Linked DNA regions of Homo sapiens: all the other regions are linked to region 3. The links are chromatin loops, found by intact Hi-C in ENCODE. Cell type or tissue: GM12878. All regions are shown on one strand.

Region 1 (5,000 bases), 140 kb after region 3:
TTTGTTTCTGGTTTTTTATATTGAGGTATGTTTTAGATATAGTTTACAAAAATAAAACGCACAGATCTTACCTTTTTGGCCTCCTGATTTACATTTGCTCTCGTCCAGGTTTATTTATTTGTATTTTTCTGTAGGCTGCAGCTTTTATGGAATGAAACAATGCATAGGCAGCATTTTGAACACAATGCATTTCCTGAAAATCTCCAGAAGTTGATCGTGGTAAATATAGACTCTCTAGACTTATGCATCATAAGGAGGGACTCTGTTCCCTAAAAGCTAAAAAGCAGTATAAAATCCCTAACTACACTTGGCTTTTATTTTGTTTTTTTATTATTATTATTACTTTTGAGATGGAGTTTTGCTCTTGTTGCCCAGGCTAGAGTGCAATGGTACAATCTTGGCTCACCACAACCTCCGCTTCCTGGGTTCAAGCGATTCTCCTGCCTCAGCCTCCCGAGTAGCTGGGATTACAGGCATGTGCAGTTAATTTTGTACTTTTAGTAGAGATGGGCTTTCTCCATGTTGGTCAGGCTGGTCTCGAACTCCTGACCTCAGGTGATCCACCTGCTTCAGCCTCCCAAAGTGCTGGGATTACAGGCGTGAGCCACCATGCCTGACCCTTATTTTATTTTATTTTTTTGCAATGGAGTTTCATTCTTGTTACCTAGGCTGGAGCGCAGCGGCGCAATCTCGGCTCACTGCGAACTCCGCTTCCCGGATTCAAGCAATTCTCATGCCTCAGCCTCCCGAATAGCTGGGATTAGAGGCGCCCACCACCACACCCGGCTAATTTTTTGTATTTTTAGTAGAGATGGGGTTTCGTCATGTTGGCCAGGCTGGTCTCAAACTCCTGACCTCACGTGATCCACCTGCCTCAGTCTCCCAAAGTACTGGGATTACAAGCGTGAGCCACTGTGCCTGGCCCACTTTGCCTTTTAGGCACAGTCTTGGCCTAAATTTCCAGCGTTTTTCAGTTTTGTTCTTTTCCTTCACATTTAAGCACACATTCGACCAGCTTTAAGTCTAGAGAACACCAGATTTAAGAACTGCCACTTGGGTACTTTTTCCTTTGTGTCAATTAAAGGAAATGTGTCACTAAAAGAAGCAGGTAATGTAATACATTTTTTTTTTTTTTTTTTTTTTGAGACAGAGTCTTGCTCTGTCACCAGGCTGTAGTGCAGTGGCTCAATCTCAGCTCACTGCAGCCTTCTCCTCCCAGGTTCAAGTGATTCTTCTCCCTCGGCCTCCCGAGTAGCCGGGACTACAGGTGCACGCCACCACACCCAGCTAATTTTTGTATTTTTCCATTTTCTTTTTTTTTTTGAGACAGAGTCTTGCTCTGTCACCCAGGCTGGAGTGCAGTGGCGCGATCTCGTGTTACTGCAAGCTCGGCCTCCCGGGTTCACACCATTCTCCTGCGTCAGCCTCCTGAGTAACTGGGACTACAGGCGCGTGCCATCATGCCTGGCTAATTTTTTCTTGTATTTTTAGTAGAGACGGGGTTTCACTGTGTTAGCCAGGATGGTCTCGATCTCCTGACCTCATGATCCGCCCGCCTCGGCCTCCCAAAGTGCTGGGATTATAGGTGTGAGCCACCGCGCCTAGCATTTTTTGTATTTTTATTTTTTTATTTTTTGAGACGGAGTCTCGCTCTGTCGCCCAGGCTGGAGTGCAGTGGCACGATCTCGGCTCACTGCAAGCTCTGCCTCCCGGGTTTAGCCATTCTCCTGCCTCAGCCTCCCGAGTAGCTGGGACTACAGGCGCCTGCCACCACGCCCGGCTAATTTTTTGTATTTTTAGTAAAGACGGTTTCAGCGTGTTAGCCAGGATGTTCTCGATCTCCTGACCTTGTGATCTGCCCGCCTCAGCCTCCCAAAGTGCTGGGATTACAGGCATGAGCCACCGCGCCCGGCCTAATTTTTGTATTTTTAGTAGAAATGGGGTCTCACCATGTTGGCCAGGATGGTCTCGATCTCTTGACCTCATGATCTGCCCGCCTCGGCCTCCCAAAGTGCTAGGACTACAGGCATGAGCCACCGTGCCCAGCCTACATTTCTTAAATAATTTAAGAAATACGGCTCCACTAGCAAAGTTGCCAAAAATAAATTGATGACTTGTGGGAAGGACCCATATGTTATCCAGCTCTTGTGTGCATTTCTGAGTGGGGCTTTCAGGAGTACTTTAGGATATAAATGTTTGTGTATGAAAGTGAAAGTTGAGGGCTATTTTTATAAATTAAGGGGAAAAGGACGTGATTATTCCCATTTTATAAATCTTACACTCAGCCAGTAAATGGAGATGCCATATTTTTTTGGTTCACATCTGATGTTCTTCTTGCCCCTCTAGACTATGTTCCTACCACTCCTTCCTCTGTTGCCAGATGCTTTAGCCCTTTTCCCATCTGTAGCTACCCCAAAAGAGCAGAAACTGGGAAACTTCTAGGGCCTTGCCAATGTCATCTTGGGGTACTTTTGCCAGAGCCACACAGAAATATGCTAACCTTGACTGTCAGCTGTCAGGGCAGCTTTAGAGCTCATTTAGTTCTCTCAGTGTAAAATGGAGAGGCTGTATCTCCCAGAGAAGTCATGCAGAGAGATGAGGGTGGAGTCAGGACCAAATTTCAGGCCCAGACTCCTGGCTACCAGCATGTGCCAAAGTACAGCAGCTGGACCTCCCTGAGGTGCCAAATGATTTTAGGTGGAATGTGGAAACATTTTAATACTAGTACTTCTGTCTTATTCTAATTTATATTAAGAGAAAAATATAACTAGTACTTTATTCCTTAGGATGGGGGTGTTTTTAAGAGTTTGTTTGTTTATTTATTTATTTATCAGTAGAGATGGAGGTCTCATCCTGTTGCCCAGCCTGGAAGAGTCTTTTCAAATGATCTATTAAGTTACAGTACAGGGGATACATGCAAACCTCAAAACCTGTGTAAGGGGAAGGCAAATACTGGATCTTGGGAACCACTGTAATCTACTTTGTGTCTAGTCTATTTCCTATATCCATTGATGGTTCCTGCCCTGGCTGTGCTTTCCTGTTGTCTCTCTTTGATGCTGGATTCTCTGTACCCTGCTCCCACACTGCCTCCTGCTGGCTTTCCTCAGATATCAAGGACCAAGTAGTCACATTTCCCCTACCATGCATTGGTGTCGCTTCTTCACTGAAGAAAACACCTAGGGACTGACCACTCCTCCCCTCCACCAGATCTACCCAACCCAGTGTGTTCTGAGGCTTCAGGGTAAGGCAGTTAGTGAAATTTTTCTCTCCAAATCCTGGAAGGTAAGGGTTGTGGTTAGAAGTTCCCCACCTAAGCATGTGCTCCAGGTGTCAAAAATTGACAGGCAGGACTGATATATGGCCTTGTGGTCTCCAACCCCATACCTTTAACTCCCAACATTGCCTTTCTCTTGCCACACCCTCCCTCTCCATTTCTGTTACTGCCTGGGTGTCTTAGGCCACAGACCCCAGTTACTATTGCATGGGGAATGGCTGAACCCAATTGCATTACAAGTTTGGGCCTCCCCTGAGAATTTGGTGTCTTTGGCTTGTGAGTACTCACTTCTTGGGGGTGGGATCTCTCCAAGATGAGTCACTATGATTGTGTAGAGCATTCCCAAATCAGTCTTTTTGGTTAGAACAACTCTTTAAATCACCTAGCTTGACCATCATTCAATACTTACATCTCGGCCAGGCGTGGTCGCTCACACCTGTAATACCAGCACTTTGGGAAGCTGAGGTGGACAGATCACCTGAGGTCAGGAGTTCAAAACCAGCTTGACTAACATGGTGAAACCCCATCTCTACTAAAAATACAAAATTAGCTGGGCGTGGTGGCGCATTCCTGTAATCCCAGCTACTTGGGAGGCTGTGGCAGAAGAATGGATCACTTGAACCTGGGAGGTGGAGGTTGCAGTGAGACGAGATCTTGCCACCGTACTCCAGCCTGGGTGACAGAGTGAGACTCTGTCTCAAAAAAAAAAAGAAAAAGAATCTGTGATCCAAAAAAGAGTCTCTAAAGGGAGAGCAAATCCTGAAATGGAAACAGTATGAGGACAAAGTTAAGCAGGTTTGAGACTGGTCCAGCCAGCTTTTGTGAGCAGGATCTTTCCCTGCCTTCTGGACCTTACATCTGGGTGTCAAGCCAGAGGATTTTCCTTCTTCATTTTATAGCCAATCCTTTGGGCCTTTCAGACAGTTTCTGGGAAGATGGACTGAGTTTTTGCTATCTTCCTATGTTTCCCCTTTTTCTTTTGAAAATAGGCAGGAGTAAATATATATGAAGCAATCTTGATAGCTACCTCTGTGGCTTCAGAGTTACTCTTCTGTTATGACACTCCATGGGGTCTGGCAAGTATTCTGTTGTAATGGAATTTGGCATAATGCATATACTTCTTCATTTTTCAGAAAAACGTGATTGATGAGGCAGAGAAATAGTTCCTTTCCTCTGTGATGAAATTATCAAGTTAAAAAATTATTGAAATGATTAGGGCAAAGTTTCCTAATTCTCTTGCATTCTCTGTTTAATTTCCCAACATAGACCCCTGCCCCACCATCAGATAGCACAGATTAATTTTTAAGATTAATATGAATTCAACTGAATCTTCTTCGGAGACTTTTAAAAAGAGAGTTTAGGGACCACATTTATGTAGCCTAGATTGTCCTGAAGTCAGAATTCAAGAGTAGAAGTCTTTTGTCATGTAGGAAAGGCAAGGCTGTGAATGTGAAGGTGACGGGTATTCTGGGGTGGCCTGCTCAAGGGAAGAGAATGCGTCTTTAAGAGACAGATGGCTGAGTGCTAGCCATAGCACTGGCCCTAACTTGCCACGTAACTTCAATCAAGCTGTTGTCTCTGAGTCTCATCTGTACAGTGGGAATAATGATGCCTGCTTTCCATATTTCATAGAGTTGTTGAGAGGCTCAAAGGAAAATACATATGAAGAATGTTTTGTAGGCAAGAAGATGCTATCTCTGCTCTCATGTCTTTTAATTTTCTATAA
Region 2 (5,000 bases), 240 kb after region 3:
CTGCATAGAAAAGGGGTTTGTCCCTTTGAATCAAACAGAGTGCTTGCTCACTGAGATGCTGGCCAAATTCACAGAGACAGAGGCCCTGGAAGGGAGAATCTACGCTTGTGACCAGTGTAACAGTGAGTGCTGTGTGGAGGAGGGGGCGTAGTGGGGAAGAATAATTGGAATATCAGTTTAAGGTGCTGCTTTGTCCTCTTTAGTCAAAAGTAACACTAATGATATTGAATGGTTCTAAAGCATCTTTTAAAGATCTTTTTCTCCCATTTTTCTAAAAACAAAAAACATGGACTTGTTTTAATTATGTATTAAAAAACAAAACAAGGCTGGGCGTTGTGGCTCACGCCTGTAATCCCAGCATTTTGGGAGGCCAAGGCGGACAGATCACTTGAGGTCAGGAGTTTGAGACCAGCCTGACCAACATGGTGAAACCCTGTCTCTACTAAAAATACAAAAATTAGCTGGGCATAGTGGCAGATGCCTGTAATCCCAGCTACTCGGGAGGCTGAGGCAGGAGAATCGGTTGAACCCAGGAAGCGGAGGGTGCAGTGAGCCAAGATTGCGCCATTGCACTCCAGCCTGGGCAACAGAGCAAGACTCCGTTTCAAACAACAACAACAACAACAACAAATGAAACAAAGACCTAGGAGTTGATTGACCTCCTGATTGACATTAGTTGTCATCTTGGAAGGGATTTTAAAGTTGTGGCTCCTGAAATGGGGACTCTGAGAATGTTAGTACTTAGCTTCTTAGTGCTGTGGGGCTGCTGCTTAAATTCATGAATGTAGAGTCTGACAGTTCTTACTTAATCTAAACCCAGATGGTATAGCCTTTCTGAAGGGTGCGATATCAGAAAAGCAAGCTTTTGTACTGAACTGGTAGACTTAATGTCTGTCAAAAGTGATGCTAAAGATTGGTACAGTGGAACCAAGAAAGCAAGTCTTAAGGTGCATTGCTCAGTGGCAGCTTCATGAAATATTTTCTGCATTTTGTTTTTATTGTTCACATGCCTGAAAAGTTCACATTTCAGAGAGGGTCATACGGAAGTATTTCTGTGTTGTCTGTAATTTTAAAATGGAACTCTTACATATGGTTACAGAGGCATGTTATCAGGGTCCTTCCATCTTGCCACACTAACACTTAATGCTTCTGCTAATCCAGTATGGACAGAGGAAATGCAGAACAAATATGTGGATGCTTATGTTTGGGGTTTGTGGCATATATAGATTTGGAAACTAAAAGTATAAAGTTAATGGACTGTGCAGAGACCTAGAAATCAATTTTCAGTCACATAATAGTTTAGATTACCAGTTTTGAAGAAAAAAAAAATCTTAGGCCAGGTGCAGTGGCTCACGCCTGTAATCCCAGGACTTTGGGAGACCCCAAGGTGGGCGCCACTGCACTCCAGCCTGGGTGACAGAGCGAGATGCTGTCTCAAAAAAAAAAAATAAATAAAAAATAAATAAATAAATAAATAAATAAATAAATAAATAAATAAAATAAAATAAAATAAAATAAAAAATAAAATAAAATAAAATAAAATAAATTGTGGGAAACCTGTTCCGCTCTTTGAAGAATCAGAACAAAAATCAAAAGTCAGGCTTGAGGCCAGGTGTAGTGGCTCATACCTGTAATCCCAACACTTTGGGAGGCCAAGGCAGGAGGATTGCCTGAAGCCAGGAGTTTGAGACCAGCCTGGTGGCATAGCAAGACCTCTTTTAGGGAAAATAAAAACAAAAACAAAAACCACAAAGTTATGCTCGATATCATTTTGCCATTTCAAAACAAAATTTGAAATTTTATACCTGGTTAACTATAGACTCACCTATCCTGTTCCATTTTGAGATACAGAGTCAGGTGAATCAAATTGTTTCATTAGAGTAATATTTAAAAAAAAAAAAACAGTGATTCCTGAAGCCTTTTACTTGTAAGGAACAAAAGAATATTAACAGCTTTAACTCCATCATTTTTGGATATGATAGATTAGGCAAGAAATAACTTTTGTTTATCTTTACAAGAAAGGATTGTTCTTTGGTTGTCAGATATGCCAATTTATCAGGATTTCTCTAGGCAAGTACAAATAATGGCAGAGAAGGAAACCTATGGTGAGGGGATGAGATGCATTGATCTGTTGCCTGTGAAGTTTCAAAACTGTCAGTCTTCTACCTGTCTTCCTGGCCAGCTTAATGAAATGGAGACAGAACTGATCAATCTCAGTTGAATCAGTAATTTCTTTTTCTTTGTGAATTTCATTTTAGGGAAACAAAGCCTGACTCTATATTGTCTTCATCTTAGCTCACATACTCCCTCTGCTGAAGGTGGCAGTCACTGCCAGGATTCCTAGCCAGAGCTGCAGTAATTTTCAAAAAAATGGTGAATAGGAATATAAAATAAGGCCAAGCCCCTCTGTGAATTCCATTTCTGTTCATGCCCCCACGTATTGTGACGACTACACCCTGGTAAAAGCTTCTCCTATGGCACACTCATTCTGATGCAGTCTATTATGAGAAGTTACACCTCCACATCCTATTGTCACAGAAAGCTCTGTGATACATCATCTGGCTGTGATTTGCTACCTTTCATGAGTAGTACAGACAGGACTTGGAATCAGATGCCCAGCTGCTCTTCAAACACTGAGCCCATGATATCAACAGCTCAAGACAATTAACAGGGACTGCAGTAGACCACTAATTTTCTACTCTCATCCATTTACCAATTTAATATAACAAAACAGTCATCAGTAAATGGTTACAGGAAAGGCTTCTGATAGAAACTAAGAGAACTCTATTTCCATTATTTATTTGCTGAAATTTAGAAATGCATTTCCTCAAGGCTGGGCACAGTGGGCTCACACCCATAATCCCAACACTTTGGGAGGCCAAGGTGGGAGGACTGCTTGAAGCCAGGACTTCGAGAAATGCATTTCCCCCACAGTTAGAAACAAAATTAGAGACTGATCACTGGTTCTGCTTTGGAGTAGATGAATTTAGCCTACCTGTCAGCTTTGTCCTTGCATGTCCAGCAATGTGCTTTTATCTAGGAAATATGTTTCAAAAACTACGCACAGCATAAAAATATAAAACAGTTTATTTTCTAAATGTTTGAATATGCCATAAGCAAATCATGCTAAAGAAAAAAATGTGTTTAAATACTCTATCATTTAGTAATCTTATCCTTTTTTTCCTAAGCCTGAAAGATATGCATTATTTCCTATTTTACTGGTGAGGAAACTGAGGTTCAGAGTTTTGAATAACTTATCCATTAGCACACAACTAGTTGTGAGCAGGAAGTAGAATTAGGCTTACCTAGTGCAAACAAAAAGCTTTTTAAAATCATATTGTGGGGTATCATAATTGAAGTTATAAGCCATTGTGAAGACATGGAACCTTAACATATGCTTCTACTCTATGTGCTTGCTGCTGCACGTTCCATTATATTCCATTATACGCAAAGTTGCTGATGGCAAAAATTGGAAAGATTTGAGTTGCTTGTAACAGTCGACCCAAATAACAATGACTTAAAATGAGAGATTTTATTGTTCTGTTACATAAAACAAGTCTGAAGGACATTCAGGGCCAGCATGGTGGCTGCATGGTCATCAGTGACCCAAGCTATTTCTGTTTTCTGTTTTACTATCCCATTGCAAGACTTCTGTCTTCAAAGTTACCTTTTGGTCCAGGAGGAATTCCAGCAGTTTCAGATAGTGGGAAGGCCAAAGGGATGTGCCTTACAACTGAGTCAGCCCTGTCTAAGCAGAGTCCCACACAGTCATTCCTTTCATCTTAGCCAGAACTTCCATGGCCACACCATGCAGGCGTGTGAAGCTGGGAAATGCAGTCATAAAGAGTGTCACATTGCGCCCCCCAAAAAATTGAGGTTCAGATACTGAGAAATATGGAGAATGCATATTGAATGGCAAGTCACTGTCTCTGCCATAGCTAGAAAAAACTCCTCACAACCTATGTCTTATACCTTCCCAAACCACATAGGCAAACGACGAAAATCCAATCCCAAACCCCTTGTTCTGAGTGAAGCTAGAAAGCAGTTAATGATCTACAGACTACCTCAGGTTCTCCGGCTGCACCTTAAAAGATTCAGGTGAGCTTGCTGTGGGAGTCCCAGCTGGGTGAGAGCTGTGGGAATAGCTGCTCCAAAGGCTTTGGTGAGGGCAAATGTCTTCTATGGTGTTGGGAGGGGAAGCCTGTTCACTTGAGACCTCGTGTTTTCCATGGAGATTAAACTGTTCACATCCACTAAGGCAAATTGATGTGGGAGCCCAGCAGGACTGGGCTTTTGCTCTCATGCTCCTGTGTAATTAATTATCCAGCCTGCACTGGGTGTCTGTGCTTAAAGATTTTCTAGCCTGGCTTGGACTTATGTAGATTCATCTTCAGGATGAAGTATAAAATAATCTGCAAAAGAAGCACAGGCAGGAAACTACAAAAAGACTGTTGCTTGAATTGCTTGTTTAGGGATCTCTAGGTTTAGAGTACTTCATGGAACATTAACAGCAAATAAATGGGCCAGGCGCAGTGGCTCATGACTGTAACCCTAGAACTTTGGGAGGCCAAGGTAGGCAGATTGCTTGAGCTCAGGAGTTTGAGACCAGCCTCGGCAACATGGTTAAAACCCTGTCTCTACAAAAAATGCAAAAATTAGCCAGGCATGGTGGTGTGCACCTATAGTCCCACCTACTCGGGAGGCTGAGGTGGGGGGATCACCTGAGCTCGGGAAGGTTGAAGCTGCAGTGAGCCTTTATCAATCACACCACTGCACTGCAGCCTGGGCAACAGAGTGAGACCCTGTCTGAAAATAAATAAATAAATAAATAAATAAATAAATAAATAAGTGTGAACATTGATTACCACCATTTTATTGATGGGAAAACCAAAACCAGAAGGTTAAATTTTCTCAGTTTCCTGTTTTATTAATACCTACCTCTACCTACGATTATATATGCCAGTTTTTACTAGTAACAAGCTTATATCCATGTTCTAGGT
Region 3 (5,000 bases):
ACAGGCTGGGATAATGCTGGTGATGCAAGCGAGAGCACGGGACAGTTTCCATGGATTCCAGCCCCTTTTCCACCTCCTTTCTGAAACGCTTTTAAATTTCTTACAAGGGCCCTCCCCACAGGTTTGGGGAGGCCTTGAGGCGGTCCCTCTCTGCCTGCAGTCAAAGCACTTCGTGCATCTGTCTTTGAGAAAGGGATGTGTGTTGGGGGCATGGGTATTGATGCTGGGAGTCGAGGGTGGGAACTGGGTGGAGGGTGGCTGCACTGAGAAAACGGGTAAGCAGGACGTGAACCTTAAGAACTATAAACCTCCAAGCTGCTCTTCTCCCACGCACGCACCTTCCTCCCTCACTCGCTGGTAGGGTGGGGTGCAGCGGAGCCCTTGGCACGCCCTGGCCCCCTGCCCCAGGCACTGGCTTGGCTGTGGAGAACAGGTTGTACTCTTGAAAAACCACAAGAGGAAGTTTAGGGAGGGCTGGGGGTGGGGAAAGTTCTGGGGCCCCTGCCAAGTTTCCCTTTCCCTGCTGAGCAGTAGATGTGTTTATCTTGCTCTCAAAGACATTTAAATTTTAAATCCTCAAGTTTCAAAGAGCTGTCAAGGCCTGCCCCTTTCTAGGGGTGGCAACAGACACTGCTAGAAATGGCATTGGAACAAGTTACCCATCTGTTGGAATTCCCCTGGGATTCGTGCAGGTTGAGAAAGGCTAATTCCAGAAAGTCTCTTCTTTGGCCCCTTCACTTTTCTCTTCCCCAAAGCATTTCCTACAACCTTTAAACTCAGAGGAATGTGGCTGTAATTGCCACTTAGGAGCTGAATGGTGTTGCGGGAGCTGTCCCTAAGTTTTTACTTGTACTGTCTCATTTAATATTTATTCACCACAACTCTAGGTAGTAAACACCTCTATCTCCAATTTACAGATAGGAAACTGAGGCTCAGAAAGGCAAACTTGCTCAAAGTAATTTAGCTAGTAAGTGGCAGAGCTTGGAATTGAACGAGGATCTATCTGATTTCAAAGTCTAGGCTCTTTACTCGTGAATTAACTCTCAGTCTGAGCATTGACTTTCCTAATATATCAAACACTGAGACAGGGAGGCTGAAATATAAAGGGATTTTTTTAAATGCTGCTGCTAGTATGGGAGAGGGATAGAATTGGAAGGGATTCCTTGGAAGTTAATGTATTTAAGAAAGGATAGCCACTGGGCACAGTGGCTCACGCCTGTAATCCCAGCACTTTGGGAGGCCAAGGTGGGCGGATCACGAGGTCAGCAGTTCGAGACCAGCCTGACCAACATGGTGAAACCTCATCTCTACTAAAAATACAAAAAAAAAAAAAAAAAAAACGTTAGCCGGGCGTGGTCGCACGGGCCTGTAATCCCACCTACTCAGGAGGCTGAGGTGGGAGAATCACTTGAACCCGGGAGGCGGAGGTTGCAGTGAGCCAAGATCACGCCATCGCACTCCAGCCTGGGCAACAGAGTGAGACTCCGTCTCAAATAAATAAATAAATAAATAAAAGGAAAGAAAGAAAAGAAAGAAAAGATAGCCAAGTTAAAAAAAGATGCAGGAGGTGAGAGGTCAGGTCAAATTCTGGAAGATTGCAGCAAAGGGGAAGATTTAGGAGGAATACTATAGCTGTATGCAAATATTTAAAAGTTTGCCCTGGCAAACCTTGAAGTAGGGGGTTAGTGGGACTAGTGGAGGCAGATTTTCAAAAAACGTAGAACTTTCTAACAAATGGGGCTTAGAGCTCATGCTATAAGAGGGGCCTCTGCCAGCAAGACGACCTCAAAGCCCCTTCGCCTGTAAACCCCTGATGTGATTTTCCCCCTGCTTTCCTCTTCTATGTCATTCTTTGCTCTCCCATACTCCCTGGCCCGTGGTAGTCCCTGATCGTCCACCAGGTGGAGCTGTTGCCCCGTGTGTCACCTTGGGGTGACTGGATTGGGTGAATGAAGAGTGTTGCCGGGTTCTTCAGGCGCTGACTGGTTTCAGGGAGCCTCTGCTCCCAGCCCATCACCAGCTGTTTACACACCGGGGCCCAGAGAACTGCTTTTGATCCAGCAAAGCCCCCGTAAAAGGTGCTCTTCTGTCTTGTCCAGGCTCCGGCCAGAACGTGCAGGCCTCCGCCTCTGCGGCATACACCCGTCCCCAGGTCAGGGATTTCTTCCACATCTTCTCTTTCCCCTTCCTGACTGTCCTTTCCCTTTGAGAGAGAGGGACCCGTGTGCCCAGAGCAGAGGGCAGGACCGACGGCCCTGCGAGCCAGCAGGGTAGCTAATGTGGCATGGCCTTTTATGCCCTTCAGAGGGCATGACACCTGTGTCATCTCCCGGAAGGGGCCTCAGGAGCCCCACCTCTCTGAAACTATTTGCACTCAGTGGCCTGACCAGTTCTCCCACCCTGGGTGAAATTCCCCAGGACAGTCGTTCCTGAGGTGAGGGCTGAGGGGTTATCTCTGGAAGGAGACGGTTGCTGGTACCTCCGTCGTTGGCCCAGATCTGCTTGCTGCCCCCTCAGACCTTTAGAGAGGCACAGAGCCACTGGGCCTCCAGGGACACAGAGGCAGAGCCCAGAATGAGCAAGGACACCCTGATTTTTTTGAGACAGGGTCTCACTCTGTCGCCCAGGCTGGAGTGCAGTGGCGTGATCTCGGCTCACTGCAGCCTCGACTTCCCAGGCAGAGTTGATCTCCCCATCTCAGCCTCCTGAGTAGCTGGGACAACACGCGTGGCGCCACCATGCTCAGCTAATTTTTTATTATTTTGTTGAAATGGAGTCTCACTCTGTCGCCCCGGCTGGAGTGCATTGGCACGATCTTGGCCCACTGCAACCTCCGCCTCCCAGATTCAAGTGATTCTCCTGCTTCAGCCTCCCAAGTAGCTAGGATTACAGGCACCCGCCACCACACCCTGCCAACTTTTTGTATCTTTGACGAGGTTTCACCATGTTGGCCAGGATGGTCTTGAATTCCTGACCTCAGGATCCATCCGCCTCGGCCTCCCGAAGTGCTGGGATTACAGGTGTAAGCCACCGCGCCCAGCATACTCAGCTAGTTTTTTGTAGAGATAGTGTTTTGCAGTTTCACCCTGTTGCCCAGGCTGGTCTTGAGCTCCTGGACCCAAGCAGTCCTCCTGCCTCGGCCTCCCAAAGTGCTGAAATTACAGGCGTGGGCCACTGTGCCTGGCCAGAGACACCCATTTTGCAGGTGAGCAAACCAAGGTACTGAGAGGTCTAGCAGCTTGCTTCCTTACACACAGCCCATCTGTGGCTGAGCTGGAAGTCTGACTCAGCCATTTGGCTGTAACATTTGTGCATGTAACCACTAATCTGTGCCATCTCTCATGGAGTGGTCGAGAGAGCCTCTACAGACAAACGACCCCACTTCGAGTCCTAGCTCAGCTCCTTTCTGGCTGTGTGAAAGTTTCTTTGTCTGTAAAATGGGCATAACTATAGACCCCACCTCTCTGGGTAATGGTGAGAATTAATAATAACCAATATTAGTTGAATGCCTACTATATGTCAGGTGTCTTTTTTGCATCCTCACGGCAGACCATGAGGGAGGCATTATTATTCTGCTTCTTATACATAAGGAAACTGAGGCACAGGGGAGGCAGAGAGACTGCAGGATTAAGACTTCCAGCCAGGCGCAGTTGCTCATTCATGTAATCCCAGCACTTTGGAAGGCTGAGGCGGGTGGATCACCTGAGGCCAGGAGTTCGAGACCACCCTGACCGACATGGAGAAACCCCGTCTCTACTAAAAAGACAAAATTAGCTGGGTGTGGTGGCGCATGCCTGTAATCCCGGCTACTCGGGAGGCTGAGGCAGAAGAATCGCTAGAACCCAGGAGGCAGAGGTTGTGGTGAGCCGAGATCGCGCCATTGCACTCCAGTCTGGGCAAGAAGAACGGAACTCCGTCTCAAAAAAAAAAAAACCCACTTCCGAGCCTACGCTTCCCTAAGATTATGAGGCAGTACACACAAAGCCCTGCTGAGTGGTGGGCAGGCCATACGTCCTTTGAGTGATAGCTGCTGTCATTATCACCATATCATGGGCATCATCGTCTCCCAGATAGAGGTCCTCGGGGTGGATATGGGGCCATCTAGATCCAAAGAGACAGCCCTGGTTTCTTTCCTCACCATCCCACCTATGGCTTCATGTTATCCTCTTTTCTAAAATAAAAATCGGTCCACAAGCTCTGGCCTGTGGTCAGACAGTTGGACAGAATATTTGAAGCTGGGGCTGTCCCAGAAACTCCCAGTTCTGGCCCCAGCTTTTGCTGCTCCAACTCACCCTCCCTCTTGTTCTCTGTTCTCTTCCTTCTCTGCTGTTCCTCCCTGCCACCTCCCCTGAGGTCCCTGAGTTCTGGGAAAGGAAGCCGGAGCAGGGGCCTCAGACAGATGCAGACCTTGAGCTCCAATTTGGGCTCCAGATGGAGGAGGGAGGACCAGCCCGGGGCAGGAGCATGAGGCGCAGAGGGCCCCCAGTCTGCCTGTCCCTGGGAAGACGTCTGTTTATTATTCGCAAAGTCTTAAGCTCTGGTTTGTTAAGCTTTGCCATGCTGGGTGCTGTGGAATCCACTGGGAATAAGGCCCAGGGGAGGTTTATTCTACTCTGGCAAGTGGCTATCACAAAGCTGTCTTTGGGTTATAGAGGGGAGGAGTGCTGTTTCCTCCCAGCAGCCGGCCCCTAGGATGCAAGGCTGCCTTTTCCTTTCCTCCCAGCTCCATTGTCTTTTCTGTAAGCGGTGTCTGCTATAGAACCACAAACTTGGAGACTCTTCAAATGTGGCATCTATTTTCATCCTGGGGTTACAAGCCCTCAGATGTACTGAGTGACTGAGCGTAGGCCAGGGCATAGAACATGCTAGTTTTCTCCAGGCCTTCTCTTCCTTCTTTCCAGTCAGCTGGTACCTGCTGGTCCTGGGGGAACTCCCATCTTTTCTTTGAATTCTACCTCTAGGACCCAACTGAGTTTTTCTCTCATATCCCTTGATCTCCG
Region 4 (5,000 bases), 440 kb after region 3:
TTAACCTTCCCTAAGCTCCATCTCAGTTCCCCTGCAGGCCTAGAATGTTCTTTCTTCTCCCCTCTTTCTACCCAAATTTCCCCTCCTCAGCTCCAGAACTCTTCCAGGGAGTCTTCCAGGATACACTGGTCCCCAGTAAGCACTTAGGTCCCTCTGAGCCCCTATGGTGACTGGCACCCAGGACTCCATTTTATTAACAGCCATTATGTATTGAGGGCATATTATGCACCAGACATCTTTTTTTTTTTTTTTTTTTTTTTGAGACGGAGTCTCGCTCTGTCGCCCAGGCCGGACTGCGGACTGCAGTGGTGCAATCTCGGCTCACTGCAAGCTCCGCTTCCCGGGTTCACGCCATTCTCCTGCCTCAGCCTCCCGAGTAGCTGGGACTACAGGCGCCCGCCACCGCGCCCGGCTAATTTTTTGTATTTTTAGTAGAGACGGGGTTTCACCTTGTTAGCCAGGATGGTCTTGATCTCCTGACCTCGTGATCCACCCACCTTGGCCTCCCAAAGTGCTGGGATTACAGGCGTGAGCCACCGCACCCGGCCCAGACATCTTTTTATATATCATTAATCTTCTCAACAAGCCAGTGATGTAGAGATTATTACTCCACCCCATTCTACAAATGAGAACTCTGAGGCCCAGAGAGGTCCAGTGGCTTTCCCAATGCCACAGACCTGGCAAGCAGCAGAGCCAGGATTTGAACCCTTGTGTTTACTCCCTCACAGCACATGACAGTCGGCTGATCTCCATCTGTTTCCCAGCCAGAGAAGCAGCTCTCAGAGAACAGAGACCCACCCTGTGTTTCTCTGGTGACCACCCACCCTTACCCCCTGTACCTGGCCCACTCCTGGAGCCCAAGCATGGTGGCCTTGTATAGACAGGCCTGCATTCCAGGTCCCAGAGCAGGAGAGGCCCTCGTGGGAGGGCCAGGGCCAGAAGCCCAGAGTGCCAGCTTGGTTACCCAGCCCACCACTGCACTGTCCCTGTTAATTCAGCCAGTCTTCTGAAGGTTGCCAGCCCCCACGCCCTGTCCCTGGCCCCTCCTGGCTAGGACAGAGGGCCTTTCAGCCTGGGCTGCCACCATGACTGCCTTCTCAGGAGGGGCTGTTTTTCTAAACTTTTGATCCTGAGGCGGATGCAGACTGCAGGCCAGTGAGGTGTCGGGGGTTCTGTGTGGTGGGATGTCCCACCCTGGGGGTCCATTTCTGGTCACCTAGAGATGACTGCAGATGGAAGGGACCTCTGGTGTCAGTATATCGGGTAGTAGCATGTGCATGTGTGTGTGAAGGTGTGTGCTGTGCATGAGGGGTGTCATTTTAAAGTCCCCACCACAGACAGGGGGATCTTTGTCTGCACTGCTCTGCCTCACCGTCCCATCAGAAGGGCCCCTGTCTGATTATTTTTATAGGGTAATTCAGACTTCTCTGCCTCACTCTGTCCTTCAGTGACTGTTTCAAGATCAATTTACCTTATTCTGCTTAGAGTAGAATGGCAGCTGGGGAACTCAGAAGCCAGGGCCTAATTCCCAGCTTCGAGGCGCTCGGAGCCTCATTTCCCCACTCGGAGCCTCCAGAGAAGGAGGGAAGCAGCGATCACCAAAGTAAATCGTGTCACTAGAAAGCAGGGGCAAACCACAGGGTCTCCCTCTTCTCTTTCCCCACCGTCAGCCACAGGTTCATTTTTTTTTTTAAACCCAGAACCCGGATTGCTCATCTGCAAAGATTCTTTATTCTTAATGCTTTATCTGCTCATCTCTTTGACTCTGCCTCAGTCTCTTCATCTATAAAATGGGGATAATAATACCTAACTCAGAGTCGTTTTGGGGATGAAATGAAATATAAAGCTTCTAGGATAGTGCCTGGCACATAATGAGGGCTCATTAACTGTTAATAATTATTACTATTAAAAACAGGTACTGAGCCCTCCGCTGTACGGCGGCTGGCATTCTCAGGGAAGTTGTTCTGTGCCCCGGAAACAGGCAAGTTTGTCCAGAGGAGCCGGTCTGCTTTGTTTAAAGCGCCCTCTGCTGACCATCGGCAAGAAGGCCTTGGGCAAGGTGGCGAGTTCATGGTGGGGGAGCGAAGTGCTGAGTGCCAAGGGGAAGGGGGACTTCTGTCGGATGCAGAGCGCAGAGCGCTACTTATCCCACCCCTAAAACGTCCGGCTTGGAGTATTTCTCTTTTTTTTTTCCCCAGGTTCCAAAGATAGCTTCCCCAACAGGGCTCAGCAATGCTAAGACCAGGACAAGCTGCCAGCTGCAGTTAACAGCCTACTCCCTGGCTGTGAGTTAACAGTAGAAAGGAGAGAAGCTACATACCCAGCATGCAGCGCTTCCTGAGGCAAAGCGTGATGGGGGTTGGGGGTGGGGTGGACATGTTGGTTCATACTTCGAATAAGGTAATAATTGTGGGAGGGCTGCCCCATGTAGGATGTCAGATCAGGAAGAAAATAAATTACTGAGTCTATAAGCCCAATGCACCCAGAAGGTGGTGGTTCATAACAGCTCTTGTTTCTTATATTGCAAGACCCTCTCCTGTACCAGTGTCCAAAATAGATCATCACCCCACCTGCAAATGCACTGACCATTCACTATATCCCTGTGAGAGGAATAAAAAGAGGACTCTAGTTGAAGCAGGAGAAACTGAAGTTAGACCGCGGGAAGGACGGTCCTGAGAATAAAGCTAGGTGCAGTCTTGTCCCTCCAGAGTCTGGCATAGGAAGAATGCCCCCGGGGCTGGTCCACAGAACTGACTACTTCTTCAAGGGGGCAGAGTAAGGGGGCTGGGAGACTGGCAGCCAACACCTAAGGATTCTCTGGGGCATTCTGGTAGGTCCCAGCTGGGAGGGGAAGAAGGGGAAAGGGGAAGCGGCCGCAGCAAAATCATGGGTAATTGTTTTTATTGCATTGTAGAGAATGCCATTGTCCACAGATTACATGCAGCTAGGTTTACCGTACAAGGCCCTGGCAGCCTCCACGGAGGGCTGGGAGGGGCAGATTACAAAACACATCAGTGCTACTTTTTTAAACAGTATCTGGTGGGGAGACTCTGAGACCAAGCTGAGCTCCCCAGCCCCTCTCGAGGTACCATGGGGGACAGGGAATTCACCCCAGGCCCTACACAAGCGTCCAGAGGATTAGGGCTGTGGTGGAGCAGGCCTGCAGAGTGGATGAAGGTGAGACAGAGAAAGCGGGGCGAGTGAGCGACAGACAGAAATAGATGGACGAAAAGGACAAAAGACATGCCTGAGAGTAGAGAGAGGTCAGCAAAGACTCACCCTCCAGGTCCTTCTCCCAGCATTTGGCTGGAGAGTTCCAGCAGTTTGGTGATTTGTGGGAAGGGTGATTGACTCCAGTTCAGCTTTCTCAACACCCTCCCCTCCCCTGCTCCCCAAATACACTCTTCCCTGGGCCTTGTCCCTAGGGACAGGCCTGGGACTCCTTTCTGCCCTCAAGGAGGGAGTGTCCAGAAGGTGGCGTAAGACCAGTGAGAGCCGGGTGCAGTGGCTCACGCCTGTAATCCCAGCACTTTGGGAGGCTGAGGCTGGCGGATCACCTGAGGTCGGGAGTTCGAGATCAGCCTGACCAACATAGAGAAACCCCGTCTCTACTAAAAATACAAAAAAATTTAGCCCGGCGTGGTGGTGCACGCCTGTAATCCCAGCTACTTGGGAGGCTGAGGCAGGAGAATCACTTGAACCTGGGAGGCAAAGGTTGCAGTGAGCCGAGATAGCATCACTGCACTCCAGTCTGGGCAATAAGAGCGAAACTCCATCTTAAAAAAAATAAAAAATAAAGACCAATGAGACGGCTGAGGCCCTGGGGATGTGCACAGGGGTCTGAGGCGGCGGGAGGGGCTCTGTGTTGAGGAGGGGCAGCAGGTGGGGAACCAGGACTTAACACGGGATAAGAGGTGCAGGCTGGTGTGCTGGGGCTGGGGGAGGTGTCAGGGGCCATCTTTGGCTTAGCAGCTTGGCCCTTGGCCTCTTTCCTTGCAGCCTATCCAGGGTCCCCTTTGTATAGGTTGAATGATCCCGTTTCCGCCGTGAGCCCACTATGATGACCATGGTCACCACACAGTGTGCCACGTGGGTGTGCACGCACACTAATGGTCCTACTGCTTCAGGATGCCACCACCACACCTGGGCACTACACACACACACGCCTATCCAGGCAGCCCCCTTGAAGACGTGGACAATGGGCCTGGAAGGACACCTGGGAATGGGTGTGGATGTCTCCAGAGCTGGTGGCACAGGTAAAAGAACCCTGCGGCGGTGGTCCTCTCCATCCCTGCAGCAAATCAGCTGCCTTGCTCCAACACTCTGGCAAGAACTTGGATTTCAAACTAGTGAAAGAACTAGGGCAAAGGATTGGGACTCTGGAAGAAAACAGGAAAATGACAGAGAACCCTGTTTAAGCGTGGAAGGGACAGGAGGCACAGGGGAACCGGAGGTGGGTGGGCCCTGTCCACAGTGAGGGCACATGCCCAGCGCCCCTGCAGGGCTGCTCATTCCATCCACTCACAGAAACCACCACCACAGCGACCCTCACGTTGCTGCTGCTCTGCCCAGGCTCCCCGAGCAGAGCGATCTTTCAGCTTTAATGCTCCTCCCCTCCCGCACCTCGGTGACACACACAGGGCCCGGTGAATAGAGGACGTTTAATATTTCTGTGCTGGTCAAACGGAACACAGGTGGGGAATACATGGGGAGGGGGCGGAGGGCCCCCTGCCTCTCAGGAGGGGTGGCTTGTGAGGGGTGTATGTGGGGGGTTCTTGGGAAATATCCAAGGAGTCTTCTCAGTAAAGGGGCCAGGCCAGGGGTGTTATGAGCATCCGATACGCCCAGTCCTTGGCCTTGAGTTGGGGGTCCCCCATAGGGGGTCTGTGGAGAGTCTGACTTTTTTCCAGCTCTTTTGCTAGAATCCACACTCCCAGCACGACGGGTGACTTGGTCCTAGAGAGGGGTCTGGAGAGCCCCCAGGAAGCAGCCCAGGGTCA
Region 5 (5,000 bases), 200 kb after region 3:
TAATTACTGGCCCAGCATGGTGGCTCCTGCCTGTAATTCCAACACTTTGGCAGGCCAAGACAAGAAGATCACTTGAGGCCAGGAGTTAGAAACCAGCCTGGGCAACATAGGGAAGAACCCATTTCTCTCTCTCTCATTTTTTTTTTTTTTTTAGACGGTGTCTCACTGGTGTTGTCCAGGCTGGAGTGCAGTGGCGCGATCTTGGCTCAATGCAAGCTCTGCCTCCCGGGTTCACACCATTCTCCTGCCTCAGCCTCCCAAGTAGCTGGGACTACAGGTGCCTGCCACTGCACCTGGCTAATTTTTTGTATTTTTAGTAGAGATGGGGTTTCATGTTAGCCAGGATGGTGTCAATCTCCTGACCTTATGATCCGTGTGCCTTGGCCTCCCAAAGTGCGGGGATTACAGGTGTGAGCCACTGCACCCGGCCAGGGAAGACCCTATTTCTCCAAAAAATATATATATATTTTTAATTAGCCAGATGTTGTGGCATGCACCCATAGTCCCAGCTACCCAGGAGGCTGAGGCAGGAGGATTGCTTGAGCCCAGGAGGTCGAGGCTGCACTGAACCATGATAGTGCCACTGCACTGTAGCCTGGGTAACAGCGTGCGAGCCTATCTAAAACAAAACATAGGCTACCAATAGGGAGGGAAGGATTTACTATTGCCATTTTGTTAATTGTTTTTGGTATATTTTGTAGCTTTTTTGTCCCTTCTTTTTTACTGCCTTTTTCGTGTTTTGTTGATTTTTTTTGTAGCGATGTATGTTGATTCTCTTCTCATTTCCTATTATATATATTCTATAGATACTTTATTTGTGTTTATTGTTGTGATTGCATAAATCATCTTTAAAGTTACAGCATTCTGTTTTAAATTGTTAAAAACTTCATTCACATACAGAAAACTACTTCTTTGGAGTTTCTGCTGGTAAATCTGGGAATGGAAACTCCCTTGTATGTGATGAATCGATTTTCTTTTGCTGCTTTGAATATGTTCTCTGCCTTTGACTTTAGATAATTTAATTATAATGTGTCTTTATGATCCTCTCTAGATTTATCCTTGTTGAAGTCCTTTGAGGTTCTTTAATGTGCATATCCATTTATCTCCTTAGATTTGGGAAGCTTGCAGCTGTTATTTCTTCAAAGAAGCTCTCTGCCACTTTGTCTCTCCCTCTTCTGAGTTTTCATAATGTGCATTTCAGAATGTGTTGTCCTGATCGTGCCCTATAAGTTCTTTATGTGCTCTTTGCCAATCTGTTTCCTTTTTGCTCCTGTGACTCTACTTTTTTTTTTTTGAGACAGAGTCTCGCTCTGTTGCCAGGCTGGAGTGTAGTGGCACGATCTTGGCTCACTGCAACCTCCGCCTCCTGGGTTCAAGTGATCCTCCTGCCTCAGCCTCCTGAGTAGCTGGGACTACAGGTGCTCACCACCATGCCCAGCTAATTTTTGTATTTTTAGTAGAAACGGGGTTTCACCATTTTGGCCAGGATGGTCTCAACCTCTTGACCTCGTGATCCACCTGCCTCGGCCTCCTAAAGTGCTAGATTACAGGTGTGAGCCACTGCACCCGGCTGACTCTACTTTCTTTTGCCTGATTAAACCTGCTATTGAACCCCTCTAATAAATTTTTCAGTTCAGTTATTGAATTTTTCAAGGTCCAGAATTTCTGTTTGGATCTTTTTCATTGTTTATCTTTTTGGTCATGGATTGTTTTCTTCATTTCATTTAGTTTTGTATCTGTGTTCTAGCTCATTGAGCATCTATAACAGTTATTTTAAATTCTTTGTCAGGCAGCTCACAGATCTGCATTTCTTTAGGGCCTGTTTCTGGAGTTATATTTTATTCCTTTAATTCAGCCATATTGCCCTGTTTATTTGTATGCCTTATAATCTCTTGCTGGGCTTTAAGCACTTAAAACAAACAACCATCTGTCCAAGTCTTTGTCTAGTGACTTTGCAGAGGAAGACCTTTACCAATTATCCTGGTTGTTGTTTCCAGGATCTCTCAACCTTTTTCTGACCTCTTGCTCCCCCTGATGTCTGCCTATGGAACTTCAGTGCTAACATCCTGCTCTCCTCTGTTTTCAGTGTCTTCTGTACTCTGGAACCTGTCCAGTCAGTATTCTGAGTCATATGAGATAGAAATCAGTCTCTCAGGAAGCCCCAGACAAGCCAGAATGTTGGACACACGGTCAACTCTTTTGTTTCTGTCCAAGGAGTAGACCCAGTATGGGGGGGGTTTCCTCCAACTTGCTCTGTGCTATGCTACATAGGAAGAAGGACATGAAAGGACATGCCAAACACTGAAATTTCCTAACCCTTTTGCTGTAATCTCCTTTTGGTTTTACAGTGGCCTGGTGCTGTAGCTTCTCAGCTCTTCTTCAGAGCTCTCACAAAGGTATTCTGGTCCATATATTGTTGTTAACACACTAAACACACTCTTGCTCTCTTGACTTTGCTCATATTGTTCCTCTCTAGGAAGGGCCTCCACACTGCCTCTCACTCATTCATTTGTTCAGTAAATAATCTGAATATCTATTTGGCCATATTGTTGGCTCTGGAAATATAGTGAAAAATGCACAGTACCTGACTTCTCTGTGTCTCTGTTGGGGAAGGATCTGTTGCTTTCTAGTCTACCATCTTGTTGATATCACTCCTCTAATGATTTTCATTTTATTTTTATTATTTTTTTCAGACAGAGTCTCACTCTGTCACCCAGGCTGGAGTGCAGTGGCGCGATCTTGGCTCACTGCAACCTCCACCTCCCGGGTTCAAGTGCTTCTCCTGCCTCAGCCTCCCAAGTAGCTGGGATTAACAGGTGCAGGCTACCATGCCTGGATGATTTTTGTATTTTTAGTAAAGGAGGGGTTTCACCATGTTGGTCCAGCTGCTCTCGACCTCCTGACCTCAAGTGATCCACCTGCCTTGGCCTCCCAAAGTGCTGGGATTACAGGTGTGAGCCACCGTGCCTGGCCATGATTTTTATTTTTAAAGCATTTTATTAAGCATTGGAGATATGAGGAAATGGTAGCTGCCCTGAAATAACTTACCTTTTGGCTGCGAAGACAAGATTTATAAATTAAAACTATCAATATTTGGTAGACTATAATAAGTGAGGGGTTTATGCCATAATCCCCAAAGAAACAATCCTGCATGTTAAAATCTCAAAAGATCAAAATCCCCTAAAGTCTAAAATCCCCAAAATCACAATCTTGAAAGATAAAAATCCTGAAAATGTAGTTCTGGAAAAAAAAAATATTTAAAAAATTATTTAAAGGACATTTACTTACTTTTTGTTTATTTTATTTTTAGAGACAGGGTCTCACTGTGTTGCCCAGGCTGGAATGCAGTGGCTATTCTCAGGTGTGATCATAATGCACTACAGCCCCAAACTCCTGGGCTCAAATGAGCCTCCTGACTCTGCCTCCCAAGTAGCTGGGACTACAGGCACATACCACCATGCCCAGCTTATTTACCTTTTTTTTTTTGAGATGGAGTTTTGCTCTTGTTGCCCAGGCTGGAGTGCAATGGCGCCATCTCAGCTTACCACAACCTCCGCCTCCTGGGTTCAAGCGATTCTCCTGCCTCAGCCTCCCGAGTAGCCACAGGTGTGCGCCACCATACCCGGCTAATTTTATATTTTTAGTAGAGACAGGGTTTGTCAGGCTGGTCTCAAACTGCGACCTGAGGTGATCTGCCTGCCTCGGCCTCCCAAAGTGCTGGGAGTACATGGGTGAGCCACCACACCTGGCCTATTTACATTTTTTAAAGGAATTTATTTGAGAAACATGTAAAAACGTAACAGAAAGCCTGTGCGCGGTGGCTCACACCTCTTATCCCAGCACTTTGGGAGGCTGAGGCGGGTGGATCATTTGAGGTCAGGAGTTCGAGACCAGCCTGACCAACATGGTGAAACAGCGTCTCTACTAAAAATACAAAAATTAGCCGGGCGTAGTGGCGTGTGCCTGTAATCCCAGCTACTCAGGAGGCTGAGGCAGGAGAATCGCTTGAACCTGGGAGGCAGAGGTTGCAGTGAGCCGAGATTGTGCCATTGCACTCCAGCTTGGGCGACAGAGTGAGACTCCATCTCAAAACACAAAACAAAACCAAAACAAACAAAAAACCCCAGAAATCTTCATAAGCTACTTTACGCAATAAAATAGGTAATATTTTTGCAAGCATAAACCCACTCACGTATATTAACAGTAGTTATACAGATACAGCGGTTATGAGCAGATGAACCATAATTCATAAAGAAATAGGTCAAAAAATGAAATGTATAAATGGATATCACTGTAGTTGGTAATTGTGTGTACCCAGCTTTATAACTGTGGTCTTCTGGAATACCATGATGGATAACGCAAGTCTTTTGATGAAATTGATCAAAACCATCATTGGCCGGGTGCGGTGGCTCACGCCTGTAATTCCAGCACTTTGGGAGGCCAAGACAGGCGGATCATGAGGTCAGGAGTTTGAGACCAGCCTGGCCAACAGAGTGAAACCCCATCTCTACTAAAAATACAAAAAACTAGCCGAGCATGGTGGCGGACGCCTGTAATCCCAGCTACTGGGGAGACTGAAGAGAATCGCTTGAACCTGGGAGGCAGAGGTTGCAGTGAGCTGAGATGGTGCCCCTCACTCCAGCCCGGGCGACAGTAGGAGACTCTGTCTCAAAGAAAGAAAAAAAAAAAGAAAGAAACTGCAACATACGCAGTTGCCTAAAGAGAAAAACAAATTTTTAAACAATCATTTAGAAAATTGTTTGCTTATTTATTTTTTATTTATTTTGAGACAGAGTCTCGCTCTGTTGCCCAGGCTGGAGTGCAGTGGCACAATCTCGGCTCCCCATAACCTCCGCCTCCTGAGTTTAAGCGGTTCTTGTGCTTCAGTCTCCTAAGAAGCTGAGACTACATGGGCACACCACCATGCCTGGCTGATTTTTTGTATTTATTTATTTATTTTTTGAGATGGATTTTCGCTCTTGTTGCCCAGGCTGGAGGGC
Region 6 (5,000 bases), 110 kb after region 3:
CTGCCTGAGCTGGGGGTGGAGTGCCCAAAAGACTTCCTAGAAGGTCAAGGTTGGAAGGGACCTCTGAGAACTCCAGTTGGTCCAAATCCGTGTGCAGCAGAGGAGGCTGAGGCCCAAGGAAGGAGGGCAAGGTCCTGCCTCAGCATCGCACTGAGCAGATGAGTGTAGAACCTGGGTCTTCTAGCTAGACCAGGTTGCCTTAAAAGTCAGGAATGTGATGGCCGCTGCCACCTACTGAAGCTAAGCACTCCCAGGGGTGTGTTCTCCACCAGTTAACACTGGGATTCTCTGGTTGCCTGGATATGGGGAAAGGTGGCCACTTTCCCTCAAACACAACCCCTTGCCTCCCCATAGGGAGAGTCCCACTCCCAGTTGCCTTCCAGATGCTTCCTTAGAAGCTGAGTCCCTTCTGTTTACTGCTGAGTTAGGAGTTGGCTCCTGGGACATGCACTAGGGGTAGCGTTGTAATTTATCTGTCTCACTTCTGGCTCCAGGCCAGGCTATTTTCTCTGGGGCTCTGTGAGGGTAGGGGTTGATTTGAGAGGCTGACACCTAAGCTGGGGCCAAGAGAGAGACAGCTGTGGCTGGGGCCTGGAAGAGGTTGGGTGGGGTTGCCATTTCTGCCTCAATAAGGAGTCAAACCCACAAGTTCCTTCCTGAGATAAAACAATGAAGAAATCCTCATGTGTGCAACTCAGAAATGGGGCCAGGTCTGGGAACCCATGACGAGTGGACTGGGGTGGAGCTCCCAGCCTTCTCCCGAGACCTAGTACTGGCAGGTAGGCTTGGGTAGGTGAGGATAGGGCTTGATCCCTCTGGAATCATTTGGAGCCATCCTGTCTGGCTTGGCCTCTACCTATCCTCCTGAAAGTCAAGTGGCATGGGGCACTACGGGTTCCAGCTAAAGGGGGTGGGGTGGGGTGCTATACCTCAGGACCCATCCCTGATATCCTACCAAGGGGATGTGGCTTGGGTTGGGCAATCTCCCCTTTGAGGAACCTGAGAAAAGGCTCTGTGGCTGTCATTGGAGGAGTCATACTCCCTTCTGTTGATTCAAGAAGTGTGGACTTGGCTGGGATGCAGAGTTGCAGGGGAAGCTAGTGGTGATCTCCCCTTTCACAAATCCTTGGGGTTGAGAGAGTCTTTCTGCTTCATCCCAGAAGAGAGCCCAGTTCATGGTGATGCTGTGGTATCTGCTGCTTCCGTCTTTCAGCCCTGGCTGGAGAAATCCTCAGAGCCCTGAATGAAGTCAGGAGAAGGCCTGGATTATTGGCCCCTTAAACATAACCAGACAGGATTAAAAGGGATAATCCATGTAAAGCATGTTGTCCTGGCACCTAGTAAATGATCAGTAAGTGCTCAAAGCACATGCCTCCTCCTCTTCCCTGCCTTGAACTCCATGGTGCCCGGCCTTAAAATCAGAAACAGAACTGGGGTCTTGGGCTTTAAAAGTTTGATGGGCTTCCCTGCCTGAGACTTTGAGACTTCTGCTTTGCTCCCTCCTCTTCACTTCTCCAGCCACTGACCCCACCCTTTCCCCGCTTTTTCAGGACTGGGAGGTGCTGGTCCTAGGGAAGCTCAAGTGGGACCTGGCTGCTGTGATTGCACATGATTTCCTGGCCTTCATTCTGCACCGGCTCTCTCTGCCCCGTGACCGACAGGCCTTGGTCAAAAAGCATGCCCAGACCTTTTTGGCCCTCTGTGCTACAGGTAAGAGCCCTATGCACATTTTTGCCAAATTGGAAAAATCAGAAGACTTATAAGGGTGAGAGGTAACTGAAGATTCTGGTTTATACTGTCAAAATTCCTTTGTGAAAATTATACCCCCTCTGAGCCCCCAGTCTCAATGCAGAAAAGCAGGTTATAATCAGCTATATGGGATCTCAGACCCCTCCAGTTTGTAGTGGGGACACTGAGGGTATAGAGAGAAGTGACTTGCCCAAGGTCTCACAGTGAACAGGTTGGGAACAGAACCCCAGTCTCTTGGCCCTAGTTGTGTTCCCATACTAGGGAGTGTCTTGTCTATTCCCGGGACCTATGGAAACTGGCAGTTGGTTCTGATCTCTAGGAAAGATACTCTTTCCTGTCTTCCTCCCTTGCTGATATCTTGCCCCACCCACTGCTGGAGTTTTCCAGCATGTCCTCTGCTCTACTCATGCTGCCTGGCACTTTCCAAGGAGTCGGAAGTCCATGCTGGCCGTTATCCTTCAGGTTTCCTTCTCTCATGGTTCCCTTTCCTCCTCTCCAAGATTATACCTTTGCCATGTACCCGCCATCCATGATCGCCACGGGCAGCATTGGGGCTGCAGTGCAAGGCCTGGGTGCCTGCTCCATGTCCGGGGATGAGCTCACAGAGCTGCTGGCAGGGATCACTGGCACTGAAGTGGTGAGTGCTGGGTAGCTGGGCAGCAGCCTCTCCATTCATAAAGTAGTGCTATGCCCTGAGCCTCCAGTAGAGGGAAACCTCCAACCCCAACCTGGTCCCAAGTCCTGGTTTCACAACCTTGGGGCTTTGTGGCTTTTTATCTCCTGCCTTGGTCTGGGGAAGAGCAAGTATCTTGGGTGGGGTGAAGGGCACTGGCCCTAGGGGTTCTTTTCTTGCCAAGTGGTGTGCTGGAGTGGGGGTGGGGGGTTTGGTGTCAGATGCAGGGCTGCTCTCACACTCCCTTGCCACATCCTCTTGCTAGTTTCTGAGAACTAAAGAGCGATTCCTGGGGCCGGGCTGTGGCCTAACCTCCCCAGACTTCCCCATGTGTTGGGAGCTGTCCTTCCCCTGCACCTGCTGCCAGATGCTATGGGGGGAGTGTTTGCTCCTCACTCTTCTCCCATGTTCCCAGGACTGCCTGCGGGCCTGTCAGGAGCAGATCGAAGCTGCACTCAGGGAGAGCCTCAGGGAAGCCTCTCAGACCAGCTCCAGCCCAGCGCCCAAAGCCCCCCGGGGCTCCAGCAGCCAAGGGCCCAGCCAGACCAGCACTCCTACAGATGTCACAGCCATACACCTGTAGCCCTGGAGAGGCCCTCTGGAGTGGCCACTAAGCAGAGGAGGGGCCGCTGCCACCCACCTCCCTGCCTCCAGGAACCACACCACATCTAAGCCTGAAGGGGCGTCTGTTCCCCCTTCACAAAGCCCAAGGGATCTGGTCCTACCCATCCCCGCAGTGTGCACTAAGGGGCCCGGCCAGCCATGTCTGCATTTCGGTGGCTAGTCAAGCTCCTCCTCCCTGCATCTGACCAGCAGCGCCTTTCCCAACTCTAGCTGGGGGTGGGCCAGGCTGATGGGACAGAATTGGATACATACACCAGCATTCCTTTTGAACGCCCCCCCCCACCCCTGGGGGCTCTCATGTTTTCAACTGCCAAAATGCTCTAGTGCCTTCTAAAGGTGTTGTCCCTTCTAGGGTTATTGCATTTGGATTGGGGTCCCTCTAAAATTTAATGCATGATAGACACATATGAGGGGGAATAGTCTAGATGGCTCCTCTCAGTACTTTGGAGGCCCCTATGTAGTCCGTGCTGACAGCTGCTCCTAGAGGGAGGGGCCTAGGCCTCAGCCAGAGAAGCTATAAATTCCTCTTTGCTTTGCTTTCTGCTCAGCTTCTCCTGTGTGATTGACAGCTTTGCTGCTGAAGGCTCATTTTAATTTATTAATTGCTTTGAGCACAACTTTAAGAGGACATAATGGGGTCCTGGCCATCCCACAAGTGGTGGTAACCCTGGTGGTTGCTGTTTTCCTCCCTTCTGCTACTGGCAAAAGGATCTTTGTGGCCAAGGAGCTGCTATAGCCTGGGGTGGGGTCATGCCCTCCTCTCCCATTGTCCCTCTGCCCCATCCTCCAGCAGGGAAAATGCAGCAGGGATGCCCTGGAGGTGGCTGAGCCCCTGTCTAGAGAGGGAGGCAAGCCCTGTTGACACAGGTCTTTCCTAAGGCTGCAAGGTTTAGGCTGGTGGCCCAGGACCATCATCCTACTGTAATAAAGATGATTGTGAAATAAAACTGGCTTTGGCTTCTTGGATTGGTGTGTGGGTAAGTCTATTTCTGCACTGTATGAGGTAAGGAGGTGGAAGTCAATGGTCTAAAGCAGGGATCATTGAGCCTTTTCTGTAAAGGGCTGGATATTTAGGCTTTGTGGGGTACATGGTCTCTGACCCAAATATAGTCAGTTCTGCTTTATAATGTGACCTATGCGTTCCTAAAAATCACTATGCCATGCAAAATTGCACAATAAAGACCACAGGTCTCATGGGAAAAATGGGGCTTGAAGCACAACACTCAAATGAGTGACACATTTAAAAAAAAAGGATAGCTTGGTTTTTACATATGTCAAATGGTTGAGAAATTATATCACAATAAATATGGCCTTTTATCTTGAAGACATGCACTTTGCTTTTGGAAGTGGACGTCGGAAGGGTTGCTCAACACAGGTGGGGAGATGAGTGAGGTAGCTGGTACATGTTTAGGTGTGAGTTTTGTGTACTACTTAGGCTTGGTTCAGCTAGATACAGTTTCCCATATTCACCTACTATTTCTCGAGGATGAAATCACACACAAGCAAACATGAAGTCTGCGTTATGATCAAACTGTTCCCAAATATATTAAATGGGTTGGAACAAATGCGCAATTTCGAAAGCAAATAACAAGGGTTATAGCAGGATTATACTTAAACTCTGCTGTTGTAGCACAAAACCAGCCACAGAAAACATGTAAATGGGTGAGCATGGCTGTTCCAACAAAACTATTTATGGATGCTGAAACTGGAATTTCATGTAATTCCTACCTATCACAAAATACTGTTTTAATTTTTTCCCCATTTAAAAATGGAAAAATCATTCTTAGCTCATGGGCCACACAAAAATGGGCACTTGGGCTGGGTGCAGTGGCTCATGCCTGTAATCCCAGCACTTTGGGAGGCCGAGGCGGGTGGATCACCTGAGGTCAGGAGTTTGAGACCAGCCTGGCCAACCTGGTGAAACCCCTTCTCCACCCCGTCTCTACTAAAAATA

Evidence for each region. Peaks named below come from ENCODE experiments on the same cell type or tissue, not always from the same donor. Only the 100,000 strongest peaks of a DNase experiment are listed, where the experiment ranks them.
Region 1: a loop joins it to region 3, with 10 times the contacts of the local background. A loop is called at or near these places in 26 of 110 quality-filtered maps.
Region 2: a loop joins it to region 3, with 4 times the contacts of the local background. A loop is called at or near these places in 20 of 110 quality-filtered maps.
Region 4: a loop joins it to region 3, with 4 times the contacts of the local background. A loop is called at or near these places in 12 of 110 quality-filtered maps.
Region 5: a loop joins it to region 3, with 11 times the contacts of the local background. A loop is called at or near these places in 75 of 110 quality-filtered maps.
Region 6: a loop joins it to region 3, with 6 times the contacts of the local background. A loop is called at or near these places in 104 of 110 quality-filtered maps.

Annotation. Positions count from the first base shown.
Region 1 is chr6:41,900,424-41,905,423 of GRCh38, reverse strand. It overlaps MED20 (mediator complex subunit 20), which reads left to right. Exons shown (of 4, transcript NM_004275.5): 4 at 1-70. Among named protein-coding and RNA genes, the nearest start is that of USP49, 7.5 kb to the right of the region's middle. In GM12878, a CTCF peak has its summit at 3,099 (motif pointing left); a DNase peak (open chromatin) is centred at 3,073.
Region 2 is chr6:41,798,928-41,803,927 of GRCh38, reverse strand. It overlaps USP49 (ubiquitin specific peptidase 49), which reads left to right. Exons shown (of 8, transcript NM_001286554.2): 5 at 1-122; 6 at 3,990-4,098; 7 at 4,999-5,000. Among named protein-coding and RNA genes, the nearest start is that of TOMM6, 14 kb to the right of the region's middle. RefSeq lists a silencer at 2,163-2,457. In GM12878, a CTCF peak has its summit at 2,317; no DNase peak of the experiment used is centred here.
Region 3 is chr6:42,041,298-42,046,297 of GRCh38, reverse strand. It overlaps a transcript of CCND3 not described here. Among named protein-coding and RNA genes, the nearest start is that of TAF8, 6.7 kb to the left of the region's middle. RefSeq lists enhancers at 72-121, 1-395, 422-571, 396-986, 1,579-1,628 and 1 more. In GM12878, a CTCF peak has its summit at 1,900 (motif pointing right); DNase peaks (open chromatin) are centred at 417 and 1,937; H3K4me3 peaks cover 1,555 bases; H3K27ac peaks cover 959 bases.
Region 4 is chr6:41,600,269-41,605,268 of GRCh38, reverse strand. It overlaps FOXP4 (forkhead box P4), which reads right to left. Exons shown (of 17, transcript NM_001012426.2): 17 at 2,885-5,000. Among named protein-coding and RNA genes, the nearest start is that of MIR4641, 4.0 kb to the right of the region's middle. RefSeq lists an enhancer at 1,904-2,198. In GM12878, a CTCF peak has its summit at 2,030 (motif pointing left); a DNase peak (open chromatin) is centred at 2,008.
Region 5 is chr6:41,844,007-41,849,006 of GRCh38, reverse strand. All of the region lies in intron 3 of USP49 (ubiquitin specific peptidase 49), which reads left to right. Among named protein-coding and RNA genes, the nearest start is that of USP49, 49 kb to the left of the region's middle. In GM12878, a CTCF peak has its summit at 2,043; a DNase peak (open chromatin) is centred at 2,096; H3K27ac peaks cover 1,034 bases.
Region 6 is chr6:41,933,945-41,938,944 of GRCh38, reverse strand. CCND3 (cyclin D3) reads left to right here. Exons shown (of 5, transcript NM_001760.5): 3 at 1,551-1,710; 4 at 2,250-2,386; 5 at 2,838-3,993. The coding sequence ends at 3,005. Among named protein-coding and RNA genes, the nearest start is that of CCND3, 5.4 kb to the left of the region's middle. RefSeq lists an enhancer at 1-666. In GM12878, a CTCF peak has its summit at 2,454 (motif pointing right); a DNase peak (open chromatin) is centred at 2,544; H3K4me3 peaks cover 212 bases; H3K27ac peaks cover 1,436 bases.